2 separate regions of the Homo sapiens genome follow, and region 1 is linked to region 2. The links are chromatin loops, found by intact Hi-C in ENCODE. Cell type or tissue: psoas muscle. All regions are shown on one strand. Each heading gives the region's core, and the rest is flanking DNA. Links, peaks and the distances in the headings are about the cores only. Region 1 overlaps FOXG1-AS1 (FOXG1 antisense RNA 1). Region 2 has its middle 78 kb from the start of PRKD1.

The links. Hi-C counts contacts between places; a loop is a spot of excess contacts. Peaks named below come from ENCODE experiments on the same cell type or tissue, not always from the same donor. Only the 100,000 strongest peaks of a DNase experiment are listed, where the experiment ranks them.
Region 1: a loop joins it to region 2, with 5 times the contacts of the local background. A loop is called at or near these places in 19 of 110 quality-filtered maps.

The regions. Positions count from the first base shown.
Region 1 is chr14:28,750,764-28,757,606 of GRCh38, forward strand. The region is part of intron 2 of FOXG1-AS1 (FOXG1 antisense RNA 1); the gene reads right to left. Among named protein-coding and RNA genes, the nearest start is that of FOXG1-AS1, 11 kb to the right of the region's middle. RefSeq lists an enhancer at 6,106-6,843. In psoas muscle, for the core only: a CTCF peak has its summit at 3,638 (motif pointing right); no DNase peak of the experiment used is centred there; H3K27me3 peaks cover 1,468 bases.
Region 2 is chr14:30,002,497-30,009,339 of GRCh38, forward strand. No RefSeq gene overlaps it. Among named protein-coding and RNA genes, the nearest start is that of PRKD1, 78 kb to the left of the region's middle. In psoas muscle, for the core only: a CTCF peak has its summit at 2,837 (motif pointing left); no DNase peak of the experiment used is centred there.

The DNA of each region.
Region 1 (6,843 bases), core at 2,280-4,779, 1.3 Mb before region 2:
ACCATCCTGGCTAACACGGTGAAATCCCGTCTCTACTAAAAATACAAAAAATCAGCCGGGCGTGGTGGCGGGCGCCTGTAGTCCCAGCTACTCGGGAGGCTGAAGCGGGAGAATGGCGTGAACCCGGGAGGCGGAGCTTGCAGTGAGCCGAGATCGCGCTACTGCACTCCAGCCTGGGCGACAGAGTGAGACTCCGTCTCAAACAAAACAAAACAAAACAAAACAAAAACATGCAATCGCTACAGTACTTGGGGTAGGAAATAGATATGGAAATGTTACATTCCCTTAAAATGTATTTTACCTATTTACTTGTTTAATGTCTATTTTCCTTAACTGGGAAGTTAGCTTAATAAAGGCAGAAGAGGTTTTTGCCTCCATTATCCAATGCTATATTCTTAGCACCAATAATAATGTCTAGCGTACAGTATGTGTACGCTATGTATTTATTGAACAAATGAGAAAGTTTACAAGTAATTCATGGATTTCATATGATTCTCTATATCTTGTTTACATCAAAGACAAAATGTTTCGTATTTCTTAAGACTAACTGCAACATGTTCAAAAATTTGGTCTATCAGCTGAAGTGTATCTCAATTTGATAATTAAAGAGAAAGTTTACATTTTCATGTAAGCCCTTCCAAATACTCCAGCACACATAAGTGAAAATCAGATATTCTCCTTCATGGCCCATCTGCAAACTTGTAGAAAGTGAGAACCTGAGGCATAAGTGGACGTGAATGGGCCTGGGTTCTATTTTTCCATGCTATAAAAGCCATAAACAGTGTGGTTAATGATGCTCCCATATCTGACTTGAAGCCAGGGTACGGTGGATTCGTGTAAATGCTGAAGGCTAGCTAGCTCTGGTGGCTGAACACCAGTTGAGGGCAGCAGAGAGCTACTTGAGAGAAAATAGATCCAGGAAGGCTTAACAGCTCTCAGCTTAAAGTGCTTGGCTAAGTCCACAGTGTGCTGCTGAAAATGCAGCCGCTTGGAAAACTAGTCCACAGGGTGGCCAGCAAGAATGAAGTAACCAAATGTATTAATGCATAAAGCCAAAAATCCAGGGAGATGGGTAGGAAGCAACACCAGAGAACTGACAATAATTTGGACTCCCATTTCACACAGTTCTCAGGAGCCATTGATTCGGACAATCATCTTACTCCAGAGCTGCTGAATCACAAAATGTCTTAGATTCCCTCCAACTCTAAAATCTTAGTTCCCAAGATAATTAACAAAAATGTTTAGAGTACAACCTTTTTTCCAAAGATTATCCTTCCTGTAGAAAGAATATAAAATTGTTAGTGTTAAGAGGAGAAAATCATACATGAATGAGGAGTAGCAAACACAGACTAGGGGTCCCAAAATTCTTTAAAAGTTGAGATTTCTCAAATATATGCGGTGGAATCCTGGTGAAGTTTAATGAACAGCCTCAGTCAATCCCCTTGTTTCCCAGTTTGAAGGCTCCAACCCTAAAAATGACCAAGTGTAAGTTGCGGCCTGTCCAAAGCCAGGATTCACACTCCTTTTCTGTGTCTTCCTAGTGGAGTGATCTTAAGCAAGTAATTTAGTCTGTCTGGGTCAGCCTCCTCACTTCTAAAATAGAATAATACCTGTGTTTATGAGGTCTGTGAAAAATCTGCAGAATAAAACATGTCTTATGAACTTCGTACAGCATAAGGAATTTTAAATAAAAGTCCAAGTAGTAGGAACTAAGAAGTTTTCTAGGGAACAACAAAAAGGCATCTAAGAAAGAAACCTTTGATATATTTAGAATTTTCCCTGTAACAAACTTGTTTGTTTCTATCAACCCAGGTCAATGTAGATATGATACTCCATATACATATATTTATACACATATGTGTGTATATGTATATACACACACACACTTTATATACAACACACACACGCATGCATGTGTGTGTGTGTGCATGGGTATGTGTGTGTGTCTTCAGCTTCCCTGAGGTCTATATTAAATGCTGAGCATATTTGCATCACGGAGTGATATTTGCCTTCTGTGAACACTCTTATTGCTAAAAGTGTGTAATGATGTTCCTAGTCAGATTGAATTTGGAGACATTTTACTGCATCCTCCTGAAGAAATTTATTCACAGGGACACAGAAGCAGAGAGAAAAATGTGGGCTATCTGCAGCCAGAATACTTTGGCTCTGGTTCCTAATAATAATAATAATAATAATAATAATTAATCATCACCATGAGGATATGGGAACATGTTAGAAAACTTGAATACAGCTGCCTCAGCTTTGTGTTCAGTTTGGTCCTATCTCACATTATGATTTTTCTGGATGGATAGCAAGGGAGAGCTGAGTGCATGCCAATGAGTTAGTAAATGGTGACTAGAGTGTCTGAGATTTTTGTTATTTTTAAAAGCAGAAAAAGGGAAAGAACAAGACAGGAAGATAGAGAAGATGGAGGGCTGGCTCATCAATTCTCATTTCTGATGAGATGCCTAACTAGAGAACTCAGGAGTGATAGAGAAGAGTTGCAAATAACAATGAAGACACCACAAGAGAGTCTTCTCAAATGAAGGTTGATGATTTATTGACTTAAAAATCTTTTGAATTATAAGGGATAGCAGATTCAACTTTCTGATTTTGTGCATAAGAAAACTAAGGTTCAAGAGAAGTGTTGTGACTACCTCAAATTCCCCTAGGTGTTAACAACTTGTATATTTATCTTACTATTCTAGAACTAGCTAGATAGCATGCCAGTGACCAAATTTTATAGTAAAATCTAGGAAATATTGGTGAAAAATAGAATAAACAAAATTGGTTTCCCTTAAAGTTACAAAACATGAATCCATATACCAGTAGTCATCAGCTGCTTTGCTATTAGGAAATTAAACACACACTTCAGCAAGTGCATGCACAAACTACACCCACGCACATGGCCAGCTTACAGTCACAGGGAATGAGAAGAGGTCTACTCTCTCTCTCTCTCTAACATCTTAAATGCCAAGCAAATGCCGAAATTGTTATTCTGAAAAGTTTGGGGCTCTGCAGTCTACCATTGCTAAGATTTTTCCTGTGCCCAGATAGTTCATTTAATCTTTGCTGTAAGAAGAAGAAACAGAATCCATATAGACATAGGAATTCCATTTCTTTGAATTATAAAATATTTTCAGCCAAGGTAATATAGACAGGGCATATATGTGATTACTTAAAACATGGTGTTATTTTTAGTATGTTCCCTGCTATTCACTAGATAATTATCTCCAATCAAAGTGGTTAGTTCAGATAAAAGAAAATATCAAAAATAAATTTTTTTCAATTTTGTTAAGTATTTGTGTAGAAACATATTTAGTGATAATTTGGAAAATTAGGTAAATAAATTGCAACCCCCCTCAAAATAAAATTACTTTTTAGAACTAGTTCCTTGACATGGAATTTAAAGCATTGGAAGAATACTCATAACAAACTTTAATTGCCCTATGTGCAGATTTGAGGTAAAAACCGTTGTCTCTCTATGTCTTATTACCATAATCAAAGCTTAGAATTTTTTTTATTATCAAAAGACTATTGTGTGCCCGACAGACAGTCAAGATTTATTAGAAAAGCCTCCATGGCTCTCCCCTCCAAAAACTCAGTAAACAATCCCACACCTTCACTGCTACTATTGAGCATTATGGGCACTAGATGTCGCTGCTGCTGTTAGAATGAGATTTTCTTCCTGCTTCCCAGCCCCACCTCCCCAAAAATTTTTTCCAAAGATTCTTATGGTTTTTAAAGTTATATTTTAGTGGTAGTGTTGTTGGGAATTTGATGAATGAATGATATTTTATATATTAGTGATTGCAGGTCACTTATTTTCCAGATTAAGAAAAAACTGGAAAGATGAAGTAACTTGCCTAAGGATCCATAGGAAAAGAGTGCTAGAGCCAGAGTCGGGAAAACAGTTCTCGTGTCTACACTTCACCAGCTTTTAAGAAGTAAACGTGTTCCAGCTGTGAACAATGACGATATTCATCTTTTTAAGTCAAAACCCACTGGGTAATATTTATTACCCTTTAAGTCAGTTTCAGTTTGCATTGCCCCTGATGGTCTTCTCCTTGGACACTAGGTATGTATTAATCATGAGGGCAGATGATTTTCCCAGGCTAAATTTACTTGAAAGGGTAAGAAGCCTAATAGACGGTCATTATCTAAATTAAGGTGATTCCGTGCTCCAGAAAATCTCCCCATAGAAGAAAAATGTCAACAAGCTCAGGAGACTCTCCCTCATAAAGTTATTAAAACTAAACAAGCATACACAACACCCACACACAATCCAATACAGAGGAGATCTCCAACCCAGCTTCCCTGTCAATACAAAAGAAAGCCAGTGGAGTTTTCTTCAGAAGCCTGGGGCTAGGAAGGGTGCAGAAGGACTGTGAGGGCAATCCCCAACTGCTTTCACCGACTAAGGTGAGGAGAAAGGAAAGTCATGACTGGGGGAAAAAAAAAAGAAGAAGAAGAAGGCAAGTTAACTAAGAGAGGCAACCAATCTACGCTGAAGCTTCCATAGTCCTGCTCTCTAGAGAAAACCAAAAATTCACCACCCCGCTTGACGGATTGGCAGGCAAGAGAAAGAGGGGAAACTTCACACACTCGCTTAGAGTTGTTGGACCCCTTTTCCAGTCCCCATCTCAAGAAAAGAAGAAGGGGGCAGGGAGGAATGGACGTGCCCTGAAAAGAAAAGAAAAAGGAGCCAACATTGCAGCTAGCCTTGGGAAAATCTCCACAGATGAGCATTTTTGTTGCGTTAAGTGGCCGGCATTAGCAGCCTAAACACGTAGGGGAAGGCTAACATCGCCGTTAATATAATGCGGGAGAGGAATGATAGACCTGGGAGTAGAGAGTGGAAGCGCTAGTTTTGCATAAAACAAAACAAAACATTTCTGAGGACTTAAGCTCCTAGGGGGTTGGGTGGAGTGAATTTAGGGAGCGCCTCAATCCATAGAGGAAGCATGCACCGGGGCATCAGTTTCAGAGGCTTATTTTAAAAATATATATTTATTTCAGCTGCCTTAAAAAATAATTTCACAGTCAGAAAAATAGCTTCTTAGACCATGGTTCTGAGGTCGTCTCTGGGAGGGAGAAGAATCACCTCCGAGATGTCTTTCAAACTCCAGCATTGAGACTAAGAATTGACAAGTAAGGAGGTTCTGGAAGTCAGAATGAAAATGGTCACCTCCATCACCTTCACGAGGCTTCATTTCTCTCACATTTAGGGAGGTAGATGAGATACAGTTAGACGCACATAGAGATAGTGAGAGAGAGAGGGAAAGGGAGAAGGAGAGAGAGGAAAGAGAAAAGGGAAGAAAAAGCAGGGAAAGAAGGAAGGAAGGAAGGAAGGAGGGAAGGAGGGAAAGAGGGAAGGAGGGAAAGAGGGAAGGAGGGAAGGAGGGGACAGGAAGGAAAATTAGAAGAAATGAAACCCAACTGAAGTCTTATGATTAATAACTTTTTTTTTTCAAAACTAAATCAACTCTATCTTCCTCGCCTTTCTAGGAAATCCTCAACTTGAACAATATTCTAAGTGCCCTAAAGCAATTAAAACAAAACTTTGGAGGAGTGGGGCGGGGAGACATTCCTGGAGGGCCAGAGCGGGGATCGCAGCAGAATCTGCAGCACTGGTGTTAAGGAGAATTTGAGCGCTCGAATGCTGTTGTTAAATTTCTTCCCAGAGCCCCATGCTCCCTCGTTTAGCATCTCCCTTCCCCAATAATTACTTGAGAGGATGAGCTCGAGATTGAAGAGTGAGGTTGGCTTTTCTGTGTGAGGAGCCGATAGGATCCACCAACACTAAAATCAAAAAGACTCCTGGTGCTTGCGAGTACAACCCCAAATTCTCTCGCACACTGCCCAAGTTTCTTGAAACTCGGAGGCTCAGCTCAGTGTAAAAACATGGGGGTTCTCCTGAGTCGGTTTCCCTGACCACAGGGGGACCCCTGCAAACACGGCCTCCTCTTTAATACCTTTGTAACTCAGTTCTTCAAGCAACCCACCTAGGAGAATAAAAGGACCCACTGAGCTCCAATAACTGAGTAGATGATTAAATAAAGCCGAGATCTCAGATCTTCGCGTTTGGGGTGGGGAGTGGGGGCGCTGGGGAAAAGTCGGGAATAGCCCCGCGGTACCTGGGGATCCCAGTTGTTTTTTCTAAGAAAGCCCGGGGTTAAAAAATGCATTGGAATGTGGCGATGCCTCCATCAGCCGTCACTTTATAAGTTCCCAAGTCACGCTGCTCTAGACCATTGTGGATGAAAGTGGATTGTCTCTCCAGAACCAAATATTCCCTGACCTGCTTCCCCAACGCGCCCTCACGCTTTCCTGGGAGAGCACAGCGCTGCCGGAGACGCGGCGCTTCTGTCAATTGTGCAGAGCAATTACTAAGAAAATATTGTGACGATGTTGTAGGGCGAAAGGGGACGTGAGGAGGAAAGGGAGGGGGAGTTAGTTTGGAGAGCAATTTGCAAAGGAATATTAACTTTGATTCCCGAGGTCACCGCGGGAAAAGGGGTTCTGGGCTGCAGAGCTCTTCCTCTAGGTGGCGGACTTTGGCACCAAACAACCGCTAGATGAGCGCTGACTTCAAACACAGGATTAAGCTTCTTGCTGGTTAAAAATAATAACAGTAATAATATAGAGGTGTGGGGCTGTTTTTTCCCCCTTTTGGATATTTATTTATTGCAGGGAAAAGTCATTGATTTTCCTAAGCAAACTGTGTTTCTCCTTCACTTGGTGGAAAATAAAAACTGTTTGAATAAATAAGTTATTTCTGAACATTTTGTTGTCAAAGTGTTAAATGTTCCCGTCATTTTTATTCAAACACTAACATGATTA
Region 2 (6,843 bases), core at 1,466-3,965:
GCGCACTCTCAGCTCACTGCAGCCTCGACCGACTGGGCTCAAGTAGTCCTCTCACTTCCGCTTCCTGAGTAGCTGGGACCATAGGCATGCACCACCATGCCCAGCTAATTTTTGCATTTTTAGTAGAGATGAGGTTTCACCATGTTCCCCAGGATGGTCTCGAACTCCTGGGCTCAAAAGATCCACCCACCTCGACCTCCCAAAGTGCTAGGATTACAGGCGTGAGCCACCGTGCCTGGCCAACTATTCTTAAAATATGTAGGCTCAAAGCCTCTGGTGGGCATGATCTTCCTTTACATGGAGCAGAGATGTAGAGACAGCTATTACACAGAAATGAGAGTAAAGCGAATGTGTGGAAATTATCAGGTTGGTGTAAGCGTAAGTGCAGTTTTTGCATTACTTTTAATGGCAAGAACTGCACTCACATTTGCAGCAAGCTAATAGAAAACGAGGTGAAAAGAAAAGGGGTCTGAGTGAGAAATAATTCTGGACAGCATCCCGTGCTCTAGTTCTGGTACCTCTCAAGGCCATACTGCACTTCTGACCTTTGATTCTTGAAACAGTGCTTTATGCTTAAGCTAGCTGGCTTTTTTTTTTGTTGTTGTTGTTACTGGCAACCCAGAGAGTCCACAGTAGATTAGTTCAACATGCAACCTAAGAATTTACTTAAATTTCTGAACGACTTACGAGAGATACCAAAGAGATAAAAAGATAAAATTTTGCTTTGGATTAACTTAAAATCTTATTGGGAAAACAAGGCTTATGTTTATGACAAAACTCTGCACAACAATGCAGCATATTCCATAATGAGTATTTTGGGACATAATTATGTGCAGTAGAAAATGGAGAAATCTGTGTGGGCTCTAGCAGTGAAGGAAGAGATTGGAGGAATAATCTTTTATGTTAAACCTTGAATGATGAGTAGCATTTAGTTAAATAAAAAGTGAAGTGTGTTCTAGATTAAGAGATAAAGTAGCCAAGAATGACAGTAGTATTTGCAAGACTATAACTAAAGATGAAATTTGAGATGAAAGATGAGATTGGGTTGGGAGGGTGGAGTCAGATGACGGAGAGGCTTGAATTCCAAAATGAGGGATTATTTGCACTTTCTGTAATCAAGTAAAAGAGGAGTTGCAGACACTTGAGTAGTAGTGTAAAGTGACCAAATCTGTGTTTAAAAAGTTGAATCTCGCTGTGGTATGTTGTATAGTTTAGAGGCAAGTGTACTAATTTGGAAGATAGTTTATTTCTTACAGTTATTAGAGTGAGGTGAAAAATAGGACATGTGGAAGGAAAAACATAGTAACTTGAATCAGTGCTTCTCAAAATTACTGTATGCAAGAGTCACCTGGGGATCTTCTCAAAATGCAAACTTTTATTCAGTAGTTCCAGACTGAGGCCTGAAAATCTGAATTTCTAACCATCTCCTAGCTAATACCTATGCTGCTAGTCTGTGGATCGCACTGTGAGGGGCCAAGATTTGAAAATGATGATCTAATCTGGTGTGATGAAGGAAAGTAAAAGAGTCAAGGATGACCCCAAGGTTTCTAGTGTGCTACAGTTGACAGAAGAGAGAGAAAAAGGGAACTGGAAACATCTATTGAGTGACTACTGTTTGTTATTTTCTTTTATCCTGAGGCTCCATCTTACAAATAAATTCATTCATTCACCTAACACTTATTTCCTGAGTACCCACTAAGTGCCAGGCATTATTGTAAACCCTGTGGATTCAGTAATGAATAAAACAACTTAATAAGAAAACTCTGCTCACGATTTAAGGGGGAAGATAAATAAAATAATTAAAATATGTAGTATTAAAATTGGGAAAACCAAGTAAATAATCTTAAGTAACGTAGATATAACTTTGGCTGAGTCTCAGTCATACCAGTCACAGTGAACAACTTCTGCATAACACAGATATGACAGATTTACAAGACAGTCAAAATATATGTTGAAACTAAAACTATTTTTAAATCCTTTGAAAGGATTTTACTGAGTTAATAAAATATTGCTGAAAGGTCTAGATATTTTAGATGTGTTTCACTTGAACATATTTTTAATGAAAGCATGTACAAGAATGTGTAATGGAATATTTTGCAGCTTTTACAGTCATTCATCTCAGAACAAACATCTGTCTTGCTATTCAGTTGATGTATGGGCTAAGAGCTTATTTCCTATTTATAAGAGGCCTGCCTATACATTCCTCTTTGTTTCTTACCATAGATCACACAGAGGCATTTCTTTCCAAATCCACTGTAGAAATGTATTTCTATAGTAAATTGTAGGAAACACTATGGGATTAATTATTCAAAGAAAACAAAGAAACAGATTAAGAAATTTATGCTTGTATGTATATATCTATCTACATTTGTACTCCCACCATCTATGAATCTGTAAAAAAAGAATAAATAAAATGTAAACGGAAGCCTATTAAACAATAATTGCTATAAAACAATAGTTTCTCATCTTCAAAAATTTATATTTAAAAATTGCTAAATGTATCTTTGTTCACTAAGCACTTTAATTAACATCTATAACATGGTGATTATATTATTCAACATTTAAATGCTTAATTTGCAATCTGGAATTGCAGGCATTCCCTGATAAAGATATATTTTCATTTGTTGCATTTGTATTTTTAGTAGAAGGCAAAAATAAGAAGATACTTATATGGTAATATGATACTAGATCTGTAAACAAAAGTTTTAGTCACTCTTTTCCACGGCACTTGAGATTTAAAACACGGTAACAGTATTTTTATGTGTTGAAATGTCGGGTATTTTCATGTTATGAGAGGTTTGAAGTGCTGTACCTGCCATCTACTGGAAGTCTATGGGAGGTACATTTCCCTACTAGCAACTTAAGGCCTCCAGAGAGTCTAGAAAATGCTATCAGTGCTATTGAGGAAATTGTATCACAGGCTGTGAGGTCCTTTATTGCTGCTAAAGAAAATTAAAGATAAAATTATCTCATTAATCACTGGTTAAAGTACAAAATGGATCCATTTAAATTTCAGTAGGCGAAGTATAAAGAGTGGTTCACTTTTGAAATGTTATGGTTACTAGAAGGCCAGGAGCAGAGACTAACAAATGTCCTTCCCAGCATTCTTACTAAAGACAGCGCTGTAGCCCTGGAAAAATACGTGCATAAATTATAACTATTGCAAGTAGCTCTTAGCATCTAGGGTAGCCAGGCTTCTGAGATCTTCTCTAGTAACTTCTGTTTAATATTTCCGGGCTCATCTGGATTGTGAGAATAAGGGTAAGTGTACATGCAGGAGAAGACAGCATAAGCGGAGACTAGCTGAAATGTTGAAGTACTGCAAAGAATGAAACACCATAGTTAGTTCTTGAAATACATGCTTTGTGACTATATTTAATTCTTTCAACTATGCTCTGGGTTAGAATAGTTAACTCCAGATGTTCATATAACCTAGACACCTACAATTCCAGTTTCCTAGACTTTTCCTATTCAAATAATGTCGGTACATTTTCTTATCCTAAATAATTTAAATCTATCTAATGGCTCTTTTTTTTTCCTGAGTTAAAGAAAACAAACAAACAAAAAAGAAAACAAATACTAAGGGTTACTTAATTCATCTTTTATGAATGACTTTAAAAATTATGATTAGATAAACTTAAAAACATAAAATCTTTTAGCTTTTAATCATTCTGTACTTTCTGGTAACTAGAATAAATTCTTAGAAGTAAGCTCTAGAATGACATGATCATACTCATTTACAGTGTGAGGGTTTCATATGGATAAAGATTAATAGTGGCACTAAGAGGTAGAATAATTTAACTCAAGGTCATGCAATTTAGTGGCAGAGCTTAAACTATAATCCAGGTTGTTTTACTCTAGTCACTTGCTATATCTACTACCTTGTAGAAAATTGAAAGATTAGTAAACTGATGATTGCCTTGAATGTAATTATAAAATATATATCGGACTTGAAATTAAAATAGGCATGCCCTTGAGCAATTGTCATGTGAGAGAAGGGAAAGTAGGGGAGGAAGTATGAAGACATTTGCCAGAGGTGTCCTTGGCATTCTTTGAAATTCAAACAAGGAGATCATTCTCCGCGTCAGGGTCTCAGACTTAAATTAGGCCTCCCTTTACTTAAGCATACTGGAGAGAACACATAAAGGCAAAGGTGTCTGGGATTAGAGAGAAAGTTAGAAAGACAAGTGGCAGCCAGATATTTCTAAGGCTAAGTGATGACACAGTAGAAAGTCTATGTCTAGCAATATGACAGATTGAAGACCCTGAAAATCCTACTGTAAACACCTGTAAGTATGGGATAAAAACATAATGAGCATTGTTTAAAACGCATAGCCAAACTCACAAAGAAGTATGTAAAATCCCCTGGGGCTAAAAGCAAGGAGAAAATGGAAAGACAGATTAGTAAATGGATGCTGACACTTTGTCAGCTTGAGTTGGGAGTTGGGAGGAGTATTAGTCAGTCTTGCTATTGAAGGGAGTTGAATGAACATGATGGATCGAAAGACAAGGCCTTGGAACTGCTTGAGTTGGGGAGTTGGACTGGCAAACTCTCACTTCACAGACACATTCATAAAGCCAGGACAGATAAAGGGCTCTGCCCTACAGGAAAGGGTAGATAGGGAGAAATCTGTCTACTAGCAAAGTGAAATGACCTTGTTGAGTTGACCTGGGATCTAGATAGGAAAGAAAAGGCTACATCAACACTTTGCAATCACAGAAAGAGCAAATTAGACCCTGGGAGCTTCAGATAATTAAAAATCAAAACACATCACAACATGTTTAAACTGATTAAAATAAATAGAGGAAAAAATCAAAAGTCTAAGAAATTAATGCTATCAAAATACACAGAATACTTTGCAGCAATTTAGAAAAACTAGACCTATATATGCTGATATGTAAAGATCTTCAAAATTTATTATTTTCAAAAAGCTAGATATAAAAGCATCCTAGAGGGTAAGTCCATTGTTGTTGGCCATTGTTTTTTTTTGAGACAGAGTCTTGCTGTGTTGCCCAGGCTGGAGTGCAGTGGCGTGATCTGGGCTCACAGCAACCTCTGCCCCCTGGGTCCAAGTGATTCTCCCACCTCAGCCTCTCGAGTAGCTGGGATTACAGGTGCGAGCCTGATTGTTGTATTTTTAGCAGAGATGGGGTTTCACCATGTTGCCCAGGCTGGCCTTGAACTGCTGACCTCAAGTGATCAGCTTGCCTTGGCCTCCCAAAGGGCTGGGATTACAGGCGTGAGCCACTGTGCCCGACCCCATTGTTGTTTAAAAGAATTTAAAAGGCACTTGTGTGTTTGCTTTAAGGATGTTCATTTTCTTTATATTTAATCCTAATTAACTGTGTTATTCCCTCTAATTTATATTGAACATAATAAAACATGATTGCTAGTGAAAAAAATTGGACCAGGCAAATTTGAAAAAAAAAGAAAGGCATAAAACGTACTTGTAGAAATAAAAAATCTGGGCCGGGCGCGGTGGCTCACGCGTGTAATCCCAGCACTTTGGGAGGCCGAGGCGGGTGGATCATGAGGTCAGGAGATCGAGACCATCCTGGCTAACAAGGTGAAACCCCGTCTCTACTAAAAATACAAAAAATTAGCCGGGCGCGGTGGCGGGCACCTGTAGTCCCAGCTACTCGGGAGGCTGAGGCAGGAGAATGGCGTGAACCCGGGAAGTGGAGCTTGCAGTGAGCCGAGATTGCGCCACTGCAGTCCGCAGTCCGGCCTGGGCGACAGAGCGAGACTCCGTCTCAAAAAAAAAAAAAAAAAAAAAAAAAAAGAAATAAAAAATCTGGTCACTGAAATTTAAAAACGATATGGATGAAGAAAGAATTAGTGAACAGAAAGTTAAATTTGCAAACTGAAGAAAGTTCACAGAAATATACAGAGGTCAAGAGATGAAAAAATATGAAAGAATAAGAGACATAGAGGTAAAATGAGAAAGTCCTACATAAATTATAAAGAAGTTTCAGAGGAAAATGAGAATGAGAATCTATTTATTAAAATGGCTGACTATTTTCCAGAAGTGATAAAATACTCCAGTCCTCAGATTCAAGAAGTCCCATAATTCCCAAGTTGCCTCTACAGCATCAAAGTCAAATAAATACTTTTTAAAGCAAGACAAGAGACAGACTACCATCAACAATTAAAAACATGCCTGATTTCTCAGTAGCAATAATTTAAAAAGGGAAGACAGTGAGTTATCCTCCTTAGTGAGCTGAGAAAAAATTAAATTCTCATAAAATGAATATTTTGTGCTGATTTAATATCATTGAGGAATGGAATTTTAAAAAGACCTTTTCACAAATATAAATGGGTTGCATTTACTATCAATAGATCCACACTGAAGGAATTTTTAATTAATACTCTTCATCAAGAAGGACATTGATTCAGTAAAGAAAAACTGAGATGAAGGAAAGGTGAGCAAATAAATTGATAAATACTAGATAAAGCATTGACTGCATGAATCAACAATGGTAATGATAATTAATTTGGGAAGGGGGAAACGTGGAGACTTAAATACTCAATGAAAATAACATGCAAATTGGAGTGATAGTAATTGGTATTAATAGTTCTAAAGCATTTTATTTGGGGAGAGTCTGGTAAAGTATTTTATTTAGACATTATTATGTCAAGCAGGCATGTTAAAAAAATTAAAATAGCTCCTTAAAGAATAGAAAAAGAATATACAATATCCATGCAAGTAGAGAGGGGATGGGGAATAAGAAAACCTCAATCAATAAAAATGGGAGGAGAAGAGGAAAAAGAGAATGAGGCATAGAAAAACATGGTAAGTAGAGAATAGAATAAAAGAAAGAAAGAAATACTAGTACCCAGAC